Linked DNA regions of Homo sapiens: region 2 is linked to region 1. Evidence: read pairs that join two places in POLR2A ChIA-PET (ENCODE). Cell type or tissue: OCI-LY7. All regions are shown on one strand. Each heading gives the region's core, and the rest is flanking DNA. Links, peaks and the distances in the headings are about the cores only. Region 1 has its middle 20 kb from the start of NCK2. Region 2 overlaps TGFBRAP1 (transforming growth factor beta receptor associated protein 1).

What was found. ChIA-PET counts read pairs that join two places held together with the same protein. Peaks named below come from ENCODE experiments on the same cell type or tissue, not always from the same donor. Only the 100,000 strongest peaks of a DNase experiment are listed, where the experiment ranks them.
Region 2: POLR2A ChIA-PET joins it to region 1 with 5 read pairs; 2 of 35 experiments call an interaction of 5 or more read pairs at or near these places.

What each region holds. Positions count from the first base shown.
Region 1 is chr2:105,721,990-105,728,545 of GRCh38, reverse strand. No RefSeq gene overlaps it. Among named protein-coding and RNA genes, the nearest start is that of NCK2, 20 kb to the left of the region's middle. In OCI-LY7, for the core only: no CTCF peak of the experiment used is centred there; DNase peaks (open chromatin) are centred at 1,900, 2,535 and 2,855; H3K4me3 peaks cover 1,744 bases; H3K27ac peaks cover 2,064 bases.
Region 2 is chr2:105,319,906-105,326,461 of GRCh38, reverse strand. The region is part of intron 1 of TGFBRAP1 (transforming growth factor beta receptor associated protein 1); the gene reads left to right. Among named protein-coding and RNA genes, the nearest start is that of TGFBRAP1, 6.6 kb to the left of the region's middle. RefSeq lists enhancers at 1,316-1,610, 3,729-3,888. In OCI-LY7, for the core only: no CTCF peak of the experiment used is centred there; no DNase peak of the experiment used is centred there.

The DNA.
Region 1 (6,556 bases), core at 1,405-3,904:
CGCACACACACACACACACCTGTTCCTGTCTTGTAGTTCAGCTTTACCTTCTCTGATGCCATCCAGGTGCCATCCACCATCACTGAATCAGAGGTACCAGCTTCTTGGATCGCCCAGTTTGTGATTCCTCACTTCCCTTCCCTCAAGCTAGTTGCTGTGAGTCTAGTTCACTGCTCATCTATACTTTTGCTGAAAGATGAATGGAGAAATTTACACATAACAACAAAAATGGAAAGCAGCCCGGGTGCGGTGGCTCACACCTGTAATCCCAGCACTTTGGGAGGCCGAGGCAGGCAGATCACTTGAGGTCAGGAGTTCGAGACCAGTCTGACCAACATGGTGAGACCCCCGTCTCTACTAAAAATACAAAAATTAGCCGGGTGTGGTGGCAGGCACCTGTAATCCCAGCTACTCAGGAGGCTGAAGTATGAGAATTGCTTGAACCTGGGAGGTGGAGTTTGCAGTGAGCTGAGATGGTGCCACTACACTCCTGCCTGGGCAACAGAGTGAGACTCCATCTTGAACAAAAAAAAAAAAAAAAAAAAAAAAAGGAAAGCAGCTAATTTTGGTATTTTGTTAACCCTCACAGAAAGCTTTTAATGGAGTAAACCTTTAGAATTATTGACTGGGACAATATTTTAGTCTTTTCTGCTGCAAAATGAAAATATCTGTGAGATGAAAAGATTCTAGAGAAACCTTGTATCACACAATTGAAATACCCTGTATTCCTGATCACGGCTTTCTGCCCCCAGGGTGTGTATTAGCTATCCCTTGCTATACAACAAATTACTTTAAATATTAGTGTTTAAAGTGATACACATGTAGTATCTCACAGTTTGCATGGGTCAGAATTCCTGGTACAGCCTAGCTGAGAGCCTCTGAGTCAAGATCTCCATGAGATTACTATCCTGCTGTTGGCCATGGTTGTGGTCTCATCCGAAGGCTCCACTGAAGGAAGAGGACTTGCTTTCAAGCTCACACAGCTGATTGTTAGCAAAATTTGCTTCCATACAGCCTGTTGTGCTGGGGGCCTCAGTTCCTCACTGGCTGTTGTCTGGAGGCCTCCCTCAGCTCCTTTCCCTGCGGCCCTCTCCATGGACCAGCTCAAAACATGGCATGGTCATGGCAGCTCAGAATGACCAAGGAAAAGACCAAGCCAGGGTATCCGAGACAGATGTCAAAGATGTTTTGTACCCTAATCGTGAAAATGACATCCTATCACTTTTTTCATATTCTATGTGTGATATGGTTTGGCTCTGTGCCCCCTCCCAAATCTCATCTCGAATTGTAATCCCCACTTATCCAGGGAGGGACCTCTAATCTTCATGTGTCAAGGGAGGGAGGTGATCGGATCATGGGGGTGGTTTCCCCATGCTGTTCTCATGATAGTGAGTGAATTCTCACGAGATCTGTTAGTTTTATAAGTGTTTGGAAGTTCCTCCTTCGTTTTTCTCTCTCCTGCCACCTTGTGAAGAAGGTGCATGCTTCCTGTTTGCCCTTGGCCAAGACTGTAAGTTTCCTGATGCCTCCCCAACCATGTGGAACTGTGAGTCAATTAAATCTCTTCCCTCTACAAATTACCCAGTCTCGGGTATTTCTTTATAGCAGCATGAAATCAGACTAATACAATGTGTTAGAAGCAAGTATTGAGGCCCAACCCACACTCACAGGGAGTGGATTACACAAGGGCATTCAGCCCAGGTGGTGTGGATGTTTGGAGGTCATCTCAGAGATCAGCTACCATGAGATGTTATGAAGAAACCTCATGCCTCTCCCTCAGTCCCTGTTAGCCCAGTCAGTCCACTTCCTACCTCTCAGTAACCTAAGTAAGCCCTGAACCACACAGTAGGCCTAGATGGCTGGCATTCATCTGTTCCTGAAATGAGAAGGAAGTACAGCTCCCTTATGCTGATTCTGCCAGCATTTTGTAACCATCCAAGTCGATCAGGAAGGTGGTGGTGGCAGTGATGAAGGGTCCAGCTCTCTTGTCATCAGGCACCTGCAAGTCTTTTTTTTTTTTTTTTTTTTTTTTTTTGAGACAGAATCTCGCTCTGTCCCCCAGGCTGGAGTGAAGTGGCATGATCTCGGCTCACTGCAACCTCCGTCTCCCAGGTTCAAGCAATACTTCTGCCTCAGCCTCCCGAGTAGCTGGGACTACAGGCATGTGCCACCACGCCCAGCTAACAGGCACCTGCAAGTCTTACTGTGTGTCCCACAGGAACTGGAAATCGAGAGCCAAACTCTGCTCTGTGGAAATTGCAAGGCATGCTATGAGATGCCTAGAGCACCTCTCTGCCTCTCTAATCATACCTTGTCCCTACCTGTTAGATCGTTACCATGCCTCACTGCACATACAATGACTTTTTAAGGTTAAAAGAATTCTTTCCACAAATGAGGGTTGACATGCAGCAGGTATCCTGCAGCTAAGCCTTCGCAGCCCTAACTAGCTGCCTCGGTAGTTTCTAGAGCTTGCTAATTGGTGTGCACCCAGATTTCAGTCCTGTGCTTGCTTCAGCTGCTACTGAAAGCAGCAGCTGACAGTGACAAGATCTCTGTATGGCCCAGGTTCCTGCTTCAGCAGCAGCTGCAAGAAACACCACCTGGGCAAAGCTCTATCACCTGTCAGTTGCCATTGCTAATAAAAATAGCATCTGCATGATGGGGTTAAATAAAGGACTGGATATATGTTTGAAAAATGCATATTTACATGGAAAGACTGGTATGATAAATTAACTCATATCCTGAAATGCAGAGTAGACAAGAGGCGATGATAATCTCCATTTGGGGACAAGATGCAAGATGAAATGTCACCCCGTTAAGACTAGCAACAAAGAACAAGAAAAGGCTTCGCTTCTCCTTGATTAGCATTACCACACAGTGCAGATGTGTGGTCCTAGGCTTACTCCAAGTGAAGACCTCTCTTTCTCAAAGTTACATCAGTGTTGCAGTCATTACTAGACTTAATGAAACCTAACTGCCAGAGCTTTTGGAATTCTGTGGGAATGCTGGTGACTGTAGTGGCAGTAGCAATTTGATCCCCTAAGATTCGAGCTGCCCTGCCTCCCCTCAGAACAGATTACAGGGAGTGGAAAGACTTATGTCAAGAACTATTTTAAGGCTCTATGCATTAACTAAAGACGTGCAACTAATTTCAGCCCCAATATGTAAACTTTTATTACTTTAAACTTAAGACTAAAAATTGGGGCAAGTTAATGGGTCCTTCTTGTCCATCTTAAACACTCTTTTAAAGTCTTTAGAAATCATTCTTGACCAAGAATGAGGGAAATTCTGAAATATGGTAATTAGCTGCTTATAACACAAACAATTGGCAGCGTATCCTCTATCAAATCCTCCATATGAAGCAACAAGATTGCTAGGATTCTTCTTCAAGTAGCTCTTCAAACACACATTTTTTTTTAATTTCAATGGGTTTTTGGGGAGCAAGTGGTGTCTGGTTACATGGATAAGCTCTTTAGTGGTGATTTCTGAGATTTTTGTGCATCCATCACCCGAGCAGTGTACACTGTACCCAATTTGTAGTCTTTTATCCCTCACCCCCTTCCCACCCTTTCCCCTATGTCTTCAAAGTCGATTGTATCATTCTTATGCCTTTGTGTCCTCATAGGTTAGCTCATACGATGTTTGGTTTTCCATTCCTGAGTTACTTCACTTAGAATAATGGTCTCCACCCCCATCCAGATTGCTGCAAATGCCAATATTTCATTCTTGTTTATGTCTGAGTAGTATCCCATGGTGTGTGTGTATATATATATATATATATATATATATATATATATATATACACACACACACACACCATATTTTCTTTATTCACTCGTTGATTGATGGGCATTTGGGCGGTTCCATATTTTTGCAAACTGCAAATTGTGCTGCTATAAACATGCAAATAAATGAATGACTTTGGACTTCTCAACTCTGTCAGTGCATAGGAGTTACTGGGCTCTCCTATTCCCTTGTCATAAGCTCCAGGAGTTTATCATTCTACTTTGAATGAAATCTGGCTGACAAAGCTTAAGGAAAAAGGTTAGGAGGAAAACTCAAGAGAGGATGAAAGGGCAGAACCATGTGAAAGGGAGTGACAGCAAGCAGAAGGCAGACAGAGAGTTTGGATGAGCTGCTGAATCTGGGCTGCTCTATTTATGTCTCGTGTGATTCCTAAGCATCTCCACTTCCTATTTTCAAATTTAAAAATATTTATAACAACAAATATTTTTATTTAATACAACTGTATTTTTTTAAAGTAAATGTGACATAACCAACTTCAAATTTTCAGCATTGCCAAAACAGAGAATTAACTTTTTTTGGTATTTTTTTGTAACTGAAATAGTATTTAGGGTGCAATCTAGGATATATTTATATTTATCAAACTCTTTTATACTGAATGTCCTGTGCTCAGTATTTCTGAAGTTTGTCTTTCATGCAGATCTTTATTATTTATTTTTTGTTTTGGTTTGTTTTTGTTTTTTATTTTTATTTTTTTGAGACTGATTCTGCACTCTCACCCAGGCTGGAGTGCAGTGGCAGGATCTCAGCTCACTGCAACCTCTGTCTCCTGGGTTCAAGTGATTCTTGTGCCTCAGCCTCCTGTGCAGATGGGATTACAGGCACCTGCCACCATGCCCTGCTAATTTTTGTATTTTTAGTAGAGACAGGGTTTCATCATGTTGGCCAGGCTGGTCTTGAACTCCTGACCTCAAGTGATCTGCTGGCCTCAGCCTCCCAAAGTGCTGGGATTAGAGGCATAAGCCACTGCGTCTGGCCTTTCATGGAAATCTTTATGCCAGAGATCAATGGATAAATAGTTTATTCTTCATGGACCTTTGCTCTGTAAGCTGCTGAGGTCAAATTAATCTGTTGTGTAGTGTAAGAGGAGGCACAGACGAGCAGGTGCACACAACTGACTCATGATAGGGTGAGTCTTGGGAAGCTCTAACCAAGCTTCCCCATCCCTTTCCACATTTCCCTGTAGCCTCATTCTGCATGCAGGGCACTCCACATCATGGTCCCTGGAAGGGTGGCACAGCAGGATACCGAGCACAGTACTGAAATCTGAGGCAATTCTGGACAAACCCACTAGATTTGGAAGTTTCTTTGGTGGCTTCCTGTTCCAGCAAATAGAAGGGAACAAGAAGATAGTGAGAAACTCTGCCATGCTTCTCCTAAGCATGCCCCAGTGGGAAGAAGAGAATCCCACAGAGGTGTAAGGATTCGAGGGGTCCTGAGATTTGAGGGGTCCTGAGATTTAAGGGGTCCTGAGCAACTTTTCTTAGGTGGAGCTCCAGAAAGCAGCAAAACCCTTTCATCTGTGGCCAATCAGCTGGAGCTTCTCATTGCTTCTAGATCCTCCCTATAGCCCAAAGGAGTGCAGGAGCAGTCCGTTAGCTCACCTAGTGGAGGATGACTGCATGGATACTGGTAAAGGATGGCCTGACCCTGCAAGATGTGAAGCTCCACAGTGACCTGGATCCACAGGAAGATGGACACCCCCGCAGTGCCAGCTTTGATGGATGTCACCACCCTGAGGGCCCTGTGTGCCTTCCCCTGACCTGCACATGCCGATCAACCTCAGGAAAAGTGTGTGTGTGCGCGTGTGCACGCGCGCGCGTGTGTGTGTGTTGCTAAGGGCACATTAAAGTCATGGTGGTTAAGTGTCTGTCACCTGGGGGACTGTACCCTCCAAAGAGAATTAAGTTCAGTTAAAGACTAATTAAGGCTCCCCTGAGTTTTGGATTTTTATCTGCTCTTCCTGCAGACTCTTATGTGAAGCGATACCAACAACTTCCCCAACTCCATAAAATTATACAAAACGAATTCAAAAATAACATTGTCACATTTTTTCAGAGAATGTGTATTGTGTAACATGAAATTATGCTTTATTTTTTAACAGCTCTGTTGAGGGAGAATTAACATTTTGTAAGTTGCACCTTTAAAAACTATGCAATTTGATAGTTTTGACATATTTATACACCCAAGAAACCATCACCATCATCAAGAAAAATGAACATATCATGCACAGGTCTTCCTTCTTCCACATCCGCAGTGGCTGGAAGACATAGAAAGGTCATGTGGTAAGCTGAGTAACAGTCCCCAGAAATACTAACGTCCTGATTCCTGGAACCTGTGACTACTGCCCCACATGGAGAAAGAGTCTTTGCAGATGTGATCAAGCTGAGGATCTTGAGATGGACAGATGATCCAGGAGGGCCCTAAGTGCAATCCCATGTGTCATTTTAAGAGGGAGGTAGAAGGAATTTGACCACAGAAAGAAGAAAATGTCATGTGATGATGGAGGCAGAGGGAAGCACAGTCAGAGAAAGGATGCTATACGCTGACTTCAAAGACGAACGAAGGGACAAGATCTAAGGAATTCAGAGGATGAAATCCTAGAGGCTGGAGGAGGCAGCGAAACCAGTGCTCCCCTAGAGCCTCTAGAGAGAACACAGCTCTGCTGACATCATGGTTTTAAGACCCATAAAACCACGTCAGACTTCTGGCCTCCGCATCTGTAGGATAGTAGATTTCCATTGTTTTAAGC
Region 2 (6,556 bases), core at 2,005-4,504, 400 kb after region 1:
ATAGGCATGAGCCACTGCTCCTGGCCAGTACTCGATAATTTTTTGTGGCTGTTTGAAGGTTCAGTATTGAGGAAGATGTTATGAAGTAAATGCCATATTTCTATTCTGCTCTTCTTCTACCTCCCACTTCTCTTCCTAAACCCTTTTAATTCTAACTGCTGATGGTACTCTTATAGGATGTATATTATATATATGTACATACACACACACATACACCCTTATGCATATGTATGTATACACACACCATATATAGTATGTGTATATATGTGTGTGTATATAAATATATGTTTATATGTATTTAAATAATTTTGATTAGTATTGCCCAGTAAAAAGGATACCAACTATGAATAGTTACATATATTAAATATACATCATGATAATATTAAGATGACAAGTTAGATATTAGACCTTAACTGTCTTTTTTTAATCCTCTTTTTTTAGATACTCTTGCAGATTATCAGAGCAGGTTCATTGCACTATAACTAATCTTGCTGTCTCTGTTGCATGAGTGCAAAAGATAACATAAAATGGTTGTCAAGCAGTATCTTCATTTTCAAAGGGGGGAAAAGTTGACTTTTGTACAAGCCAGTAAATTTATTGTTGATTCCTGACAAATTTCAAGATTGAGTCATTCAACAGATGGCTGTGGGACTTAGAGAAGAACACGGGACCAGCATGGGGTGCAGCTCAGGAAAAGCAGTTGCTGTCACATAAATGTGTATCCTGTTTTGGTAGATTACTATGTTAGTAGAGAACTGTGTCAACATACTATTCTGTGTCTGAATTTCAGCAAGCAGATAGAGCCACAGGATTCCTCTTCTAGACTCACGGTGGGGAAGCAATAGCAAAGACTCCTCAGGAACTGCAGCAGCATGCCACTCTAAGTACCATAGTGGCCTCCTGCTGAGAGTTGTTGCTTTGTTCAGAACTGAATTCTAGGAGAGGATCTGAAATCATACTTGTTCCCCTCAATCAATAAGAATATGGCCTTGGAGTCACGAACAAAAACTAGGGTCAAAGCCCTGTTTCATCACCTTGTAGCCAGGTAACCTTGAGCAAGCCACCTAAGATCTCTGTATCTCCATAATAATGTCCACCTCTCAGCGTCAAGGTAAGAACGAAAGGATAATGCTATATCGAGTGTGCAGTATCCCACCAAACCCAGTTTTGGGGCTCTCCTGAGGGGGCAGTCAGGGTGTCAGCCAGGGCTGCAGCCTATGGGTGCCATCCATCATCCAGGCTTGGGGCAGCATTGGCCTTGGGAGCCAGTGTGGCATCTGATTAAGGATGTGTGCTTTGGAGCTGACTACCTGGGTTGGAATCCCAGCTCTCTACTTACCAGCATGACTCTTCCACCTTTCAAGACCTCCATTCCCTTCCTCTTCATCCAGAAGTAGCTGGAGAATGGTATAGGAGAAGCACACAGCCCAGTCCAAATTTCTGTTTTATAGAGAACACAGGCCCAGACAAAGCCTCTTAGTGAGTTGCCTAAGATCATCAGGAAGTGACCAAGCAACAAGCAGAGCTCAGGATTCCCAGATTAATGTCGGGAATGTCTGCTATGCAGCGTGCCCACATTTACCACAGTTCACTGCCGGGGTGGCCCAGTTTCGCTCTGGGGCCTTGATCCTTATTACTGAGGGGCTGTGCTCCTTCCCAGCCTGAGTGTCCACCCTCAGAGTCCCCCACTTAACTGCTTCTCCCAAAGCTCATGGTATATCCAATTCTGAACACAGCAGGAGTCAGCTCACATTCACCCCAACCCAATCTCAGCCCCTCTGTCAGGGGAAAGACTCCAAATGAGTAAAACTCCCAAACTCTCCTCTGAAATGCATTTTCAGAAGGAAAAAAAAACTTTTAACTTATGGGTATTATTCATGCTTGTAATTTTAAGCGAGGACACTTGGCTGGAGAAAAATCACCTCTAAAAGTGGCTCAATAAAAAAGGCTCCAGTAGCCCAGAGTGTGCTAGCGCAGTCCTGGGCTGGACTGATGGGTATTGGTTCATGCTTGTCCTTTTTAGTCACTGACACAGTCTTATGACTGTTTCCTTTCCTGCTAGAAAAGGAGATTCCCAGGTTTCTTTTCTATTTCTTGATCACTCTAAGGTGAGATAATTACCCAATATACCACGATTACATTTTCATTTTAAAATTTGAAGTAATTTTGGACTTACCTAAGAGTTGCAAAATAGTGCAGAATTCATGAATACACTTTACCCAGCTTCCTCTTTTGTTAACGTCTTGTATGGCTGTAGTATAATGATCAAAATGAATCAATTAGTGCTAGTATACCACTATAAAGTGCACACAGTATTTGAATTTCACCCGTTTTTCTGCTTAATGTCTTTTTTCTGTTCCAGGATCCTTTTTCTGATCCAGTTTCCCCACTTTGCATTTAATTGTCACTTATTCTTGGCTTCTAATCTGTGACAGTTCCTCAGCCTTTCCTCTTTTTTCGTGACCTTAACACACTTGAAAGGGTGTGAGAGATTTTGTAGACCATCCCTCAGTTTGGATTTATCTAAACTCCTCCAATTCCCATGGGGGATTCGAGATGCTCTCTGACAATCACCTTCACAATCTATAGAAACAACACATTTAAGAAAACCACATCAGTATCTCAAGACTTTAAGTCAACCCGTAAACCTACCAAAATGCATTTTTCAGATGGGACTTCAGTGATTGTCAGAGAGCCTATCAAACCCCCCATGGGAATTGGAGGTGTTTGGCAGTTTGTTTTCTAGTAGGGACTTTTGTTGACATCTCATTTCACTCATTTAGCACAAACACTGCATCTGAAGGTAGCTTGCAGTGGGAGAATATTGCTGGCAAGGTTTGCCTTTTCTCACCCAATATAGAATTTTGAGGCTGTGATTTGGCTCTTCATTCAGTCAGGAATGCAGCATGGGAAATAGAGGTTTTCAAGCCTTCACTCCCTGCTGCCTGCAAAAAAAAGTGTCCAGTCATACCTGCCTGTCCTGCTCAATACCCACGATATGATGGTCAGGAGAGGAAGAATGGGCATGAGGTTGGTGCCTGTGCCAAAGGGAGATAGGAAGGTCTGAGTTTGCACTGAGTCCCAAGGGGTCGCAGAGATAGAGGCTGAGCAGCAGGTCCCTTGGCAGCTGCCCACGCTGTTTCTGTTTCAGGAAGCTGACAAAGCCAGAGGTGGGTGTCAGCACATCCCCCCGCCCCCTCTACTGAAGTCACCACCTGACTTTTCCAGGCTCTCCCTCCTCATCCAGGCGTCACAAGAGCCACCATCACTGGGACCACAAGAAAACTGGCCTCCAATGCATGCTTCTGAGTCTTTCTCTCTTAAACTTCTCAGGACCAGCCTCAAAAAACATGGGGAATAAGGCAAGGTGTCCCACTGTGTTGCATACCACCCTTTTCCTTCACCTTCCTCCTCACCACCATGGTTTGCTTTTGGCTGAGTCCTCGGTGATTTAGCTTTCTCTCCTAATTATATGGCACCAGCATCCTGACTGGTTGATTGGGAGCTGTGAACGGCTGAAGTGTGCCAAGCTCTGTCTGCCCCCCATCCGTCTCAAAGGCTGTTAGGATCTATGGCAACTTTTGTCAGTTCACTTATAGGTTTGGTTTTTAGAGCTAATATATGATATACAGTCATGCATCAGTTAATGACTAGGTTATGGTCTGAGAAATCTCCCATGGGGCAATTTTGTCATCATATGAACATCATAGAGTGAATTACACAAACCTGGATGGTACAGTGTATTATACACCTGTATAGCTTCATACCCTAAGCTATATGGGTATGGCCTATTGTTCCTAGGGTGCAAACCTATACAGCATGCTACTGTCCTGAATCTCTAAGCACAAGAGAATCTTGTAACACCAAAGTATGTGTGTATCTGAACACATCTAAACACAGAAAAGGGATAGTAGAAATACTGTATAAAATACTAAAAAAAGGGTCCACCTGTATGGGGCACTTACTGTGAATGGAGCTCGCAGGACTGGAAGTTTCTCTGGGTGAGTCAGTGAGTAAGTGGCAAGTGAAAGTGAAGGCCTAAAACATTACTGTACAGTACCATAGACTTTGTAAATATTGTACACTTAGGCTACACTAAATTTATTCTAAAAATACTTCTCTTCAGTAATAAATGAGCTTACTGTAACTTTTTGACTTTATAAACTTCTTTAAAAGTTTTTCACTCTTTGTAATAACATGTAGCTGAAAACATGTTGTATAGCTGTACAAAAATATTTTCTTTATATGCTTATTCTATAAGTTTTTTCTTTCTTTTTTTTTCTTTAAACTTTTTGGTTAAAAATGAAGACACAAACACACACACATTAGCCTTGGCCTGCACAGGGTCAGGATCATCCTTATCCCTGTCATCCACCTCCACATCTTGTCCCACTGGAAGGTCTTCGGGGGCAGTAACATGTGTGGAGCTGTTGTCTGTGATAACAATTTCTTCTTCTGGAGTCCTCCTGAAGGACTGTTTTACAATTAACTTATTTTTTCCTGCATAAGTAGGTGTACGCTCTAAAATAATGATAAAAAGTGTAGTGGAGTAAATACATAAACCAGTAACATAGTCATTTATTATTATATCAAGTACTACATACTGTATGTAATTGAATGTGCTAGACTTTTCAACGACTGGCACTGCAGTAGGTTAGTGTACGCCAGCAACACCACACATGAGTGATGCATTTTGCTACAATGTTCCAACAGTTAGATTGTCACTAGGTGATAGGAATTGTTCAACTCCATTATAACCTTATGGGACCACTGTTGTAGATGCTGTCTGTTGTTAATGGAAATGTCATTATACAGCACGCCACTGTGTTCAGTTTTCCCCTGTGATGGACATTGCTATCTGTCTATGGCTTCATGGTCTTAGTAGATATGTTTATCCAGGTTAATTGAGAAACTGCTTCTCAGAGAAACATTTTTTTTTCTATAAAAGTTCTATATTAAAATGGCAAAATAGAAACTTGAAAAACATCATTGTAGGCCAGGCATGGTGGCTCACACCTGTAATCCCAGCACTTTGGAAGGCCGAGGTGGGCAGATCACCTGAGGTCAGGAGTTCGAGACCAGCCTGGCCAACACAGTGAAACCCCATCTTTACTAAAAATACAAAAAATTAGCCAGGCATGATGGCGGCTGCCTGTAATCACAGCTACTCAGGAGGCTGAGACAGGAGAAGCACTTGAACCTGGGAGGCAGAGGTTGCAGTGAGCCGAGACCGTGCCACTGCACTGCAGCCTGGGCAACAAAGCAAGAGACTCCATCTCAAAAAAAAAAAAAATAAATAAATAAATAAGTCATTGTATTTATACAAAAACTGTAAATTGTAGGAAGATGCAAAGAAAGAAAGATACTCACGCCTAAAGCCAGGATCCCTGCCATCAGCCAGTCAGAGGAAGTCCAGTGTGTGGGAATCTGTGCCGTCCCCCAGAGCCCATTCTGAGGCTGCCCTTGTCCACCAGACGTTGCTACTTTTCATATGGACTAGCGACAGATGAGAAGGAGGCAGTGTGTTTTCCTTTAGGGATTATTACGTTGTTAAATTCGATCCCACCACTGTAGTTAATGGTAACTATTTTCTGACTCATAGTGTTAATCCTTTGGAAAGGTATCTAGAGAGTAGTGTTTACTGAAATCCCTTTTGACAACTGCTTGGTTTGTGGAGTGCCTTGGACACTTACAGGCTCTTTGGAACTCAGCAGCAATTCCGAACTGATTGTAGCTTATACAATAAGAGACTGATATTATGGAACAATAAGAATAGGTTAATAGCTATAATTTTTCTTACTAAATAAAGGAGGAAAGGTTGGCTGAGGTTAAAATTTTAAGGGCTGTGCTTCTTAAGCTGAGTCTGGAGTTTATCTTTTGGGCAGGGAACTACCTTCTGGTATGTTATAAGGAGGATAATGACCTAGTGTTTCAGGTGTGTGGCCCACATTCCTGCCTCCTTTCTGCATTGCCTTCAGATCTGACCTGGCTTTGGTCCAAATGTTAGAATGACCACTTGATCTCTATTCATTTTTGATGGACTATCATAAAGAAAAAAAAAAAACTTCTTGCTGTAAAATGAGAAAATAACAAATCTTACTTGAGGTAGTGTGTCCTTTTTAAAATGCAGATACAGAATTAATTTTTAGCTTATTCATAGGACAGTGCCTTCTATTATAGGGCTGAGTTTTTGCGGTTCCTCCCCCAGGGTGATGAAGTTCTGGTGCACATATAGCTGCATAGGTTTCTGAAGAGTCTGTTTCATTTATAAGCTGTGAAGTAATTAGAAAATGTGAGGGTTTTTTGCAGACACGTAGGACACCAGGCCAAGCTTAAAGTTGGCTCTCAGGTGGACATTATTTGGTAGAGCAGATAACAAAGTGTCATTCTTTGATTCAAGAATAATTACTGGTAAAGAGCCCATTTTAATAAATGCCAGTTTGTCATAGCATTCTTTTTGGCAGAATATATTTATCTCTGTACCAGATTAGGAGTTTCCTATTGTGTGTGTGTGTGTATGTATGTGTGTATATAACATGTATGTATGTATGTATAT